Linked DNA regions of Homo sapiens: region 2 is linked to region 1. Evidence: read pairs that join two places in POLR2A ChIA-PET (ENCODE). Cell type or tissue: A673. All regions are shown on one strand. Links, peaks and the distances in the headings refer to the core of each region. The heading gives the core; the rest is flanking DNA.

Region 1 (5,393 bases), core at 99-5,098:
TCAAGCTGCTTAATGCACCGTACTGAAATTTCCGACAGGCATCAAAAGCACAGGGAACTAATCTTCCACATCCTTTAAAGAAACAGCAGCTCTCACATCTGGGCACGGGGATCAACTACGCAGGAGGACACTATAAAAGAAAATGCCAAGGCACAAGGCACAGATGTTTTTTCTTTGCTGCCTGGAACTAGATGAAGTTACTTTTTAATGACAGAGAACTAGAAAATGCACTTTTAAAATACTTTATACAAGATTCACTTTTTGGGTTACAAAATTACTAAAAGTATGACAGGTGTTTACATAAATAACATTTATCTACTGTGAGAGGTACTTCTTACAAAGCATCCTTTGTTTACATGTAAATTTCACATTGTAACATTTTCACAGAGGAGGAAGTTCTGTAGGGGTTTCTGTAATTGATTTTCATTTCAAACTTGATTAGAAATTCACTCAATTGTCCTAATTATTCTTTTTTCATGTTTGAAAAACTTTCTATATTCCTTTATGTGAATTAATTGGCTATAGGAAAGCTTCTAGACCCTGCATTATGCCAAATAATATATATATCCTAAATATTATGTTAAATACTAAATTGTAAAACATGTGGCTACCCAATCTATTATTAGAATTCCTGAGCAACTTGAAAAAAAAGCTATGATCCTTTTAAGTTTCTGAATGGATATAGAGGCTTCATTATTAAGCAGATATAAAAAACATGCACGTATCTGACAAAGCCAAAAATGTATAAGGCAAACATTTATGGAATTAAAGGAAGAAATAGATAGTTCTACAATGATTATTGAATACTTCTATACCCTACTTTCTGTAATGGACAGAACAACTAGACAGAACAGAAATAAGGAAATTGAGGACCTGAACAACACTATAAACTATACCTAAAATATATATATAAAATATTTCAACCCAGACCAGCAGAAAACATATTTGTCTCAAGTGCACATGGGACATTCTCCAGGATAGACCATATGTTAGAACACAAAACAAGTCTCAACAAATTTCACAAGTTTGCAATTACCATGAGTAATCAATAACAGAGGAAAACTGGAAAATTCACAGATTTGAGGAAAGTAAATAAAATACTCTTAGCACAACTCAACCCATAACAAGAAGGATTGTTGTTTTTTTTCCCTCAATTCCAGTTAGAAAGCAAACTGGAGAATAACTCTTATGGCCCAATTGTAGATCAGGTGATGCCCTTGGGCCAGTCAGCTGTGGCCAAGGTAGTGGATCTGCAAGAAGATGGTGAGTCCTGTTATAACAACACCATGGAGTCTGGATGATTTCCCACAGCAAGTAGGGGATCTGCACAGACAATATCCTAGACCCACACACTGATAGTGGTTTGTATAAAGTCAAAAGAATTCAGAGGAAGTGAATATTTGAGACACATGTGGAGAAAAGGGAGGCTGGTGAGATAAGAGAAGGTGTCATCTGTTGCTCCGCTGGGCTAGGGGAAGATTTGAGCTGGACTGCCTGGGAAGTGTGAGTCTCCGCACCTGCCAGTGAACCTGAGAGTGGGTGTATCCAAATGTGTTATTAGAAAGACATGGCCTGAGCTAAACATTGACAGTTGAAGTACAGAGGAAAATGAGTTGAGGAACCTAGGGAAAATATGAGAAGCAAAGAGGCACAGCTTAGATAAACACTAGAGTTGGGACTGTTGCCTGGGAAAATATATGTCCATATTTCTAGGTGCATACTTCTAGATGCATATGGGAATGAGAGGCTACTTCCAATAGAGAGACCCAGAACAGGAGTGGATGGTGGAGAGGAAGCTAGAAAGAGTAGTACCTGGAAAGTCTAGGGAGTCAGGAGTCTCAGAAGAACATGGTATCATGTTAAGAGAAAGATCAAAATATAGACTCGAATTTGAACCAGTTGGAGTTTGGTGTTAGCACTTTCCAATAAATGGGGAGAGAGAGGAGGAACAGAGAGTGCAGAACTAGATTGAAGGAAATTGAAGAGAAAATGGAAGGAGAGCAAGTGAAGATAGAATGCTTTTTCAGGAGGCTTAACTGGGACTTGGAGGAGAAAGAATAATAAATCAGGGACAAGGAATGAGGAAAACTGGGAGAGCAAGTCAGTAAGTGCTTGGTTCAGGATGGAATGTGGATGAATGTGTAGAAAAAGCAATGTGACTGGATGGTCTTGCATTTCGAGGACTGGTCAAGGATTACAGAGGTATGGCCATGCGCTTGGCCTCTGGAGTCAGGCTGCCTGGGCTCCAAACCCAGGCCTGTCACTTTCTAACTGTGCAACTTCAGGCCTATTTCTTAGCCTTTCCTTTTCTGAGTTTTCTCACCTCTAAAAAGAAGATAAAGACAAAGCTTACCACATGTGGTTGTTGTGAAGACTAAAGGAACTCATATTTGTAAAATGTTTAACATAGTACCTGGAGCAAAATGAAGACCCATTAAATATAAACAAGCCATTATTATTGTTATTGTTTATCATCATCATTACTGTAAACAGACCTCAGGGTTTCAAATGTAACTCTGGGAATGTTGCGTAAGTGATCATTCAGGCAAAGTCCCCAGTAGACTGTAGATTTTGTTGAAGACTGAGTAGGCAACATGGTAGTGTGCCCCTGAAGAAATCCTCATGCACGTCAAAAATCAAGGATGAACACTGAGAATCTTAACAGCGGTTGGTGTTTATAGTGTTTCTATATGTTAGAAACTATGATGAAGGCCTCATTTGAATACATTTACATAAAATTCTCTCTCTGTCCTCTATCCATCTATCTCCATCCTCTATTTCATCTATCACACATGTCCTAAGAATTTATTTATAGTTTCACGTTTACACTTCTTGTGTAATCTTTTCAATCTGATTTAATTGTGGGATATACGTGAAATAAAAATATTTCATTTCTAACACCTAGAACTTACTTTCCTCCTCTACATTTCAATTCACCTCTTCAAAACTCACACCTTTAAAATGCATATAAGGCCAGGTGTGGTGGATCCCACCTGTAATCCCAGCACTTTGGGAGGCTGAGGTGGGCAGATCATGAGGTCAGAAGTTTGAGACCAGCCTGGCCAACATGGTGAAACCCCGTCTCTACTAAAAATACAAAAATTAGCCAGGTGTGGTGATGCATGCCTATAATCCCAACTACTTGGGATGCTGAGGCAGGGGAATGGCTTGAACCTGGGAGGTGGAGGTGGCAGTGAGCTGAGATCAACCACTGCACTCCAGCCTGTGTGACAGAGTGAGACTCTGTCTCAAAATAAATAAATAAATAAAAATTAAAATAAAATAAAGTGCAAATCAGATGTTTCTATCCGTTGACCCTTTTCTATTTCAGCACTGCTACAGTTAATCTATCCATATAATATCCATATAATATGTCAATCTGCACCTCTCTAAACTTTTATTATTATTATTATTATTTTTTGAGACTAAATCTCACTCTGTCACCCAGGCTGGAGTGCAGTGGCACAATGTCAACTCACCGCAACCTCTGCCTCCTGGGTTCAAGTGATTTTTCTGGCCTCAGCCTCCTGAGTAGCTGAGATTACAGGTGTGTACCACCACGCCCAGCTAATTTTTGTATTTTTAGTAGAGACAGGGTTTTACCATACTGGCCAGGCTGGTCTCGAACTCCTGACTTCAAGTGATCTACCCGCCTCGGCCTCCCAAAGTGCTGGGATTACAGGCATGAGCCACCGCGCCCGGCCCTTAATGGTTCTTTGCATTGTACTTCTGTTCCATGTGCGTATCATATTTTTCACATTGCAAGTTCCCTGGGGAGAGGATTCTCTCTATTTCTTGTGCAACCTCTCAGAATCTATTACAATGTTCTGCAAACACACATCAGATCATACTGAATAAGTGTAAATGAAATGTATCAAAAGTAAGCCCAATAGGTTTAGGGAACGAGAATTAGTAAAAACTGGCTTTTTCCTTACACCCAATTTTTGCCTTCTCATTCTCTCATGGTTTTAACAATATCCTCTTCTTAAAAAGAAGGGTTTATATTGTCATTGTCACTTAAAGGGGAAGACCAACAGGCCCCTTTCTCCCTTCATGTGACCTCCCTGAACATGGTTTGCAGAGTTGCTCCTCCACTTCCTTGGAGGCGGTGGAGCAGTCCAAGGGAGAGTGAATGCTCAAAGTTCCCGAGTGGTTCAGCACTGACAGGTGCTGGGTAGTTTTCCAGGCAGAATATTATTTTATTCAGAAACTGCTGAGCTTGTCTCTGTTGCTGATAATTAATAGATTCTTCTTCACTCTTGTTCAGGGAGAATTTCCCTTTTTTCTTGCCCTTGGCAGTCATCAGTCATACTTCTTAACAACAGCTCTCAGATAAATCACCAGGAGAGAAAGAGTTAGAATAGCTCTTAGCAAACTATGGCAGGAGGAAATTCTTTTGGAAGGACTTGAAATTAGGAAATATATTAGCTTTAAATAATGTTTGGTCCTATTTTGAGAAACTTAGTGAGATATTTTCAAACATTTTAAGTGTATTTATTAACTATATATATAATTTCATTTTTATTTTTATTTATTTATTTTAGTTTTGGAGGCAGAGTCTTGCTCTGTCGCCGAGGCTGGAGTGAAGTGGTGCAATCTCGGCTCCCTGCAACCTCTGCCTCCCAGGTTCAAACAATCCTCATGCATCAGTCTTCCGAGTAACTGGGACTACAGGTGCCCACAACCATGCTCAGCTAATTTTTTGTATTTTTAGTAGAGACGGGGTCTCACCATGTTGCTCAGGCTGGTCTCAAACTCCTGAGCTCAGGCAATCCACCATCTCAGTCTCCCAAAGTGCTAGGATTACAGGTGTGAGCCACCGTGACCAGCCTATAATTTCATTTTTAATACAGAAACTGACAACTAAAAAACTCAGAGTACTTTAAAAGTATAAAATATTAAACGTAATATTGGAGAAACAAGTTCTCTTAAATGTGCTAAAACTGTAAACTTAGTAAGATTTCACTTTGAAATCACAAGTCTAAATTAATTACTCAATTATACATTTTAGATTAGAATTACAGTATGAATCTGTTGCTCTAACTGGCTAAATTCTTATAAACAAGTACATAAAAATGAAAGATGTGCAATATTAACACCAACATTAATATTGTGGTTTTGATTTACTTACACATTTCTCTATTTAATTCTAAATCTTTATAGAGTTGAAAGATGTTTAACCATCCAGGGAATAATTACACCATCACAAAAATTTTGAAGGATATTGTCTCATGGAATACCATCTTATGGAATTCCACTTGAAATTTCATAAGAATGGGGGATTTTGGTTGGGACAGATTGGATTCTTTTTGATAGGGCACTGATGGGATATGTTTGCTCTATTATATTAGGATCCTCCGAAAAGGGTGGTTTGATGGCAATCATAGTGAACA
Region 2 (5,393 bases), core at 266-5,265, 240 kb before region 1:
TGTTTTCATAACTTTGAATTGCCAATATGTACATTTTCATTGGGGCAGTGATCACTAAAAGTGATTTCAGTTTCTTAACCAATATAACATTAAACAAATGTAACTTTTTGCCACTTAACAAAAATAAGTGTAAGAGATTACTGTTCTTCTTTAACCAGCCTATGCCCAAAATGGAAAGCGAGTTTGGCTCTTAAATCACATTCTTAATTTTGTTGTCAAGTCATTATCACAGGAAATGTGTATTTCTTTTATAGCTACTTATATGACAGCAATAAACTATTGGAAAACATAGCAGAAATCAAATCCAGGAATGCCAAGCTTACTATCAGTAGGACAGATAATTTCTTTGTCTTATATGAAGCCTGTTTATATTTTCATCATGGACATTGTGATTGCTATAACAAGTAACAATAAGAAGTTATCTTCTATTACAAAAATGTTTCGACCTTCTTAATATTGATTTCCATTCTGACCACAAAAGGTTTGTCATAGAAATTAAAGATGAATAAGTGTATCTTATTTTTTAGAATCTTAAATGATTTTCACTTTGAGATTAGCAAATGTGAATTTCCATGTTTTGTGACCGTCTGTCTACTTCCTGTATTAAAAATAGAGTCAGAGGCATAGTAATGTAAGTCTGAGCCCTCTTTGGTACATATTAAATTATGCACATCATTTAGCTAAATGTAAATGATATGGTGAGTGCCTCCTGAGTAAATAATTTCCATTACTTATCAGATTGAGCCATCAGATGATTCTAAAAATACTCGTCATGCATTCAATGGCATTTTCTCTGGAGTGGACTGTTTGAGTGCCAAGTTACAACCAAGAATGAAATTCCTGTTTCCCGGTACATTGTATCAAAGGTTATCAAGTGTATTTGAACATCGCTGATAATTTTTCCTAAACTGTGACTGAAACTAGGCTAAAGATAAGTTAAAACTTCAGTCATTTCTAATGATTAATTAAGATAGTCTTGAAAACTTTTTTCTGTTTGACGTTTCTTACCACTATTTTATTGTTTCAAAGTCTGATATTCCATACTTAACCTCCTATTTTCTCTTCTAATGTTACGTTGCATAATTGAAATGTCACTTATACTGGATACAATTATAAATATGAAGCTCTTAAAAATATGCCTCCTCCTTGTTAGGTTTAAGGCAAAAATAACCTTCTAAGGACTAGACCATCAACAATCATATTCAAAACTCCAGGGTTGCAACACCCATAGCATGATTTGTTAAAGATACCTCACATATTTTTCTTCTACATGTGAAATAATCCTAACTCTTAGCCTTTATAGATCAAATTTAACAATTTTCATGATATCTTTTGAACTCTCCTAACATTGTATACCTCCATTGATAGTTAAGTAATAGTGCCTTGGGTCTGGCCTATGATGAAGGGTCTGGCCTATGATGAAGGGAAGCAGAGAATAATTTTGGGGGTCCACAACCTGAAAATAATGCCACCACGCAGCCTTTTTAGCTTTAAAATATAATCTGGGAGGATGATGCTTCTGAAACTATTTTGCCATCCCAGTGGATTCATTCAGAAAATAGGTCCCTTCTTAGGCTTACCCTAAATGATCCACTTTTGAGGTCCCATTTATTTCCTCAGAATCATAGTCTTCCTTTTTTTTTAGTATGAAAGAAAACGCCACCTGCTGCAGCTGGATGGTGAGATCAATTCAGATAAATTTTATCAGAAAAGAAATATATTGCCAAACAAAAAATTTCTCCAGAGAATGACGATCATGTTGAAATTGTGATATATATCAGACAATGCAGAGGCTTAGCTATTTCTAGGTTGTTTATTACTGAAGATTTTTCTGATCAGGACATATAATTTCGGTGCCTTCAAAAGGCGTCATGCCTTTTTGAACCATAGCTCTCTCTATAAATTATGAGTTAAGGAATTAATTCTGTTTCACTTGCTAGTAAAAATTAACTCCTAAAGACTCATGTTGGAAATCATCTGTGAAAAATTCTTGCAAAACAGTTAGCGTTTACCTTTTGCTGAAATTAAATTAATAAGCCTAGAAGATTAGAGTCAATCTCATGTTTTATTTCTTTAAAAAATGACATTTTACAAAACGGAAGTGAAGATTATAGCAATAGTGGCTAGTCGGTGCTGCACTGGTTTCTTGAAAATTGAAGGTTCTTATTTGTCTGCTGTGTTATTGCCAGTCTTCTCTCCAGTCTGAAGGAATGACTTTCTCCAACCTGCACACCCCTACACACACACACAAGCATTTAGAAGACAAGAATCGTTGCTCATTTTCCATTTACTTTGAATGTTTTTATTCTTGAAATGTTATCTCGAATGAAGTTATTACATAAAGTTCACTAATGATAATGACTGTGTGTATGTGTGTGTTTCTATATAATTTATTATATTTCATTGTTTTAAGCACTTTTATAAATGGACTTACTTAGTCCACAGAACCCTTTGAGGTAAGGGGGAGAGATTAGGAGTCCAGTTTTAGACATTGAACAAAAACATGCATCAATAGAAACATGTTTAATATGATATTAAAAATTAAGATCAACCTAAATGTCCAACAGTAAATAATTGGATGAATAAATTATGAGACTTTCATGCAATGAAGTACTATGGAGAAAAATATTTGGCACATCTGTATATTATTTTGGCACATCTGTATATTATTATATTATGACACAGCATATTTGCTGAAAATATAAAGCTGGTTATCAAATAGTACTCAGGGAACAACCACATTCTATAGAAGAGAAAAAATATACTTTGTGTTGGCAAGGAAAAACTAAACACATAAAATTATAGCAGTGGCAGTTTGTAGTGATTTAATATTTTTGCTTTTATAAATTTTTTCCCATTAACTAGTTTTCTAAATAAGTTTTTGTCATTGAAAAGAGAAAATATATATTCTAGTTACTTTAATCTTATGGACTGTATTTTGGGACTCTGAGGCTGAGTTGCAGGGCCATTGTATAGTATAGCAGAGGCAGATATATTCTTTCCCATGTTTTGGGGAACTACAGAGGTACCAAGGGCATCCCACTGTAATTTTTCAACAACCAGCTGTTTCTGCTAAGAAAATACACTGAAAGTAAGGAGGAGCAGATAGAGAAGAATTTGGAAGATCCACTGACTTCCCTGCTCCAATTCAAGTAATCTTGTCTTTCAGATGATTCTTACATAAGAAATTTAAAAATTACCTCCATCTTATTAGGGCATTTTTTCCACTATAAAATGTTAAGATCCAACTTACTTTTTAAAGATTTATAGTATTTTATTTTTTCTACCTTACTTTAAAAAAATGTATCTATTTCGCTGGGCGCAGTGGCCCACGTCTGTAATCCCAGCACTTTGGGAGGCCGAGGCGGGTAGATCTTGAGGTCTGGAGATCAAGACCATCCTGGCTAACACAGTGAAACCCTGTCTCTACTAAAATTACAAAAAATATTTTTTTGTGGTGACAGAAAAAATACAGGTGTGGTAACACGCGCCTGTAGTCCCAGCTACTCAGGAGCCTGAGGGAGGAGAATCACTTGAACCCTGGAGGTGGAGGTTGCAGTGAGCCGAGATCGCGCCACTGCACTCCAGCCTGGGTGACAGAGTGACACTCCATTTCAAAAAAAAAAAAAAAAAAATTATCCATTTCTCCATTTTTGTTGGAGATGATTAGTCTTTCCTTGGTATCTCAACATTTTAACTCAGTATACTTTATTATTTCTGGAGCTTAAAATGTATGAAGTTCTGAAAACTGCCAAATTTAAACCTAACACTCTTTATTGATGGTTTTTTAATACAACTCCTTCTAGGTAGGGAGACTTGAAAAACAACTTCACAACAATTTTATTGTTGTATATCCATTTCAAGTGCCAGTAGGCAGTGGTGTAACAATGTAGTAATGTAATAATCAGGTTCAAAGAAAGTGATGTAGTTATGAACTGGCTGCATGGGTGAAATGATTGATTGATTGATTTGTTTTTTCATTTCAAGGGAGTGAAAAAAATAGATCCTGATTTATATGAAAAGTTTATCAGTCACAGATTTGGAGAAGAAATATTATATCGCATAGATCTTTGCTCCATGCTGAAGAAAAAACAAAGTAATGGTTATTATCACTGTGAATCTTCCATTGTGATTGGTGAGTGTCATTTAAAAATTATTTATTATCTTTATTTTTAATTTTTTTGGCATCACTTTTATCTTGGCAAATATTTAAACTTAGTTGTATACGTTTTTCTCAATGATATACTTTCCTAAATATTATGTTTTGACAATGATACATTGAAAATTTTCTAGAGCATTTTTCATATTTATATTGATCAGTTAAGACTTTACTACCTGTAGTTTTTATACTTCTGGCTTTAAATATAATTATAATGAAGTCTGGAAATATTGATTTAGAAATCATTTCAATTTAATTTTATTTCATGAACATGAAGAAAACATTTTCTCCAGGGAAGGCCTCCATGACCTTCCACAACTGGCATTTTGTATTTGCTGCTTGTAATTACGAATAAAATGATTCCAGCCAGAAAGTTTCACCTTGAGAAGAGAAAATATAGGTGGCCTGCAAAAATTGAAAACTTCACTTTCTTCCCTAAAAAAGATGTTTTGAGGGGAGGCATAAGGTTCATACATAAATGCATCTGTCAGATGGCAGGAGATGAGACAGACTCATATAAAACTGTGTTTCCAGGTGGAAAGTGTGTACACTTAGGGAGATCTTTCATCCAGAATAGAGCTATACTCCACTTTTTGCAATGTGAACGTATTTCAAAGCAGCCAGCTCTGTTGTGATTCAGATTTATTATTTCAAACCAGACACTATTCTTTTAAAACTGTGAACTTCAAGACAACCTGATTTATATGCTTTTAAAGTAACATGAAAATACTCAAAGAAGACAAATACATGCATACCTTGTTTTATTGTGCTTTGCTTTATTGTGCTTCACAGATATTGCCTTAAAAAGACAGTTTATTTATTTATTTTTAAGAAATTGAAGGTTTGTAGCAACCCTGTATCAATTGTCTTTCTGGGCCATTTTTTCTAACAGCATGTGCTCTTTTTGTGTCAATTACATTTTGGTAATTCTCACAGTATTTTAGACTTCATTATTATTATATCTGTTATGGTGATCAGTGATCTTTGATGTTATTATCGTTATTGTTTTGGGGCACCACCATATGAATTGTATTCATATAAGATAGCAAACCAAATTGATAAATGTGTGTGTTCCGACTGCTCCACCGAACAGCCATTCATTCCCCTGTGAAGAGTCGTACATCTCTTACCTTAAATCAAAAGCTAGAAATGATACATTGGAAGGACATGCAAGAAAAAAAAAGCTAGAAATGATTAAGCTTAGTGAGGAAGGCATGTCGAAAGATGAAATAAT

What was found. ChIA-PET counts read pairs that join two places held together with the same protein. Peaks named below come from ENCODE experiments on the same cell type or tissue, not always from the same donor. Only the 100,000 strongest peaks of a DNase experiment are listed, where the experiment ranks them.
Region 2: POLR2A ChIA-PET joins it to region 1 with 5 read pairs; 2 of 35 experiments call an interaction of 5 or more read pairs at or near these places.

Annotation. Positions count from the first base shown.
Region 1 is chr6:131,460,732-131,466,124 of GRCh38, forward strand. No RefSeq gene overlaps it. Among named protein-coding and RNA genes, the nearest start is that of ARG1, 110 kb to the right of the region's middle. In A673, for the core only: no CTCF peak of the experiment used is centred there; no DNase peak of the experiment used is centred there; H3K4me3 peaks cover 92 bases.
Region 2 is chr6:131,215,674-131,221,066 of GRCh38, forward strand. AKAP7 (A-kinase anchoring protein 7) reads left to right here. Exons shown (of 8, transcript NM_016377.4): 7 at 3,988-4,135. Among named protein-coding and RNA genes, the nearest start is that of AKAP7, 83 kb to the left of the region's middle. In A673, for the core only: no CTCF peak of the experiment used is centred there; no DNase peak of the experiment used is centred there; H3K27ac peaks cover 2,565 bases.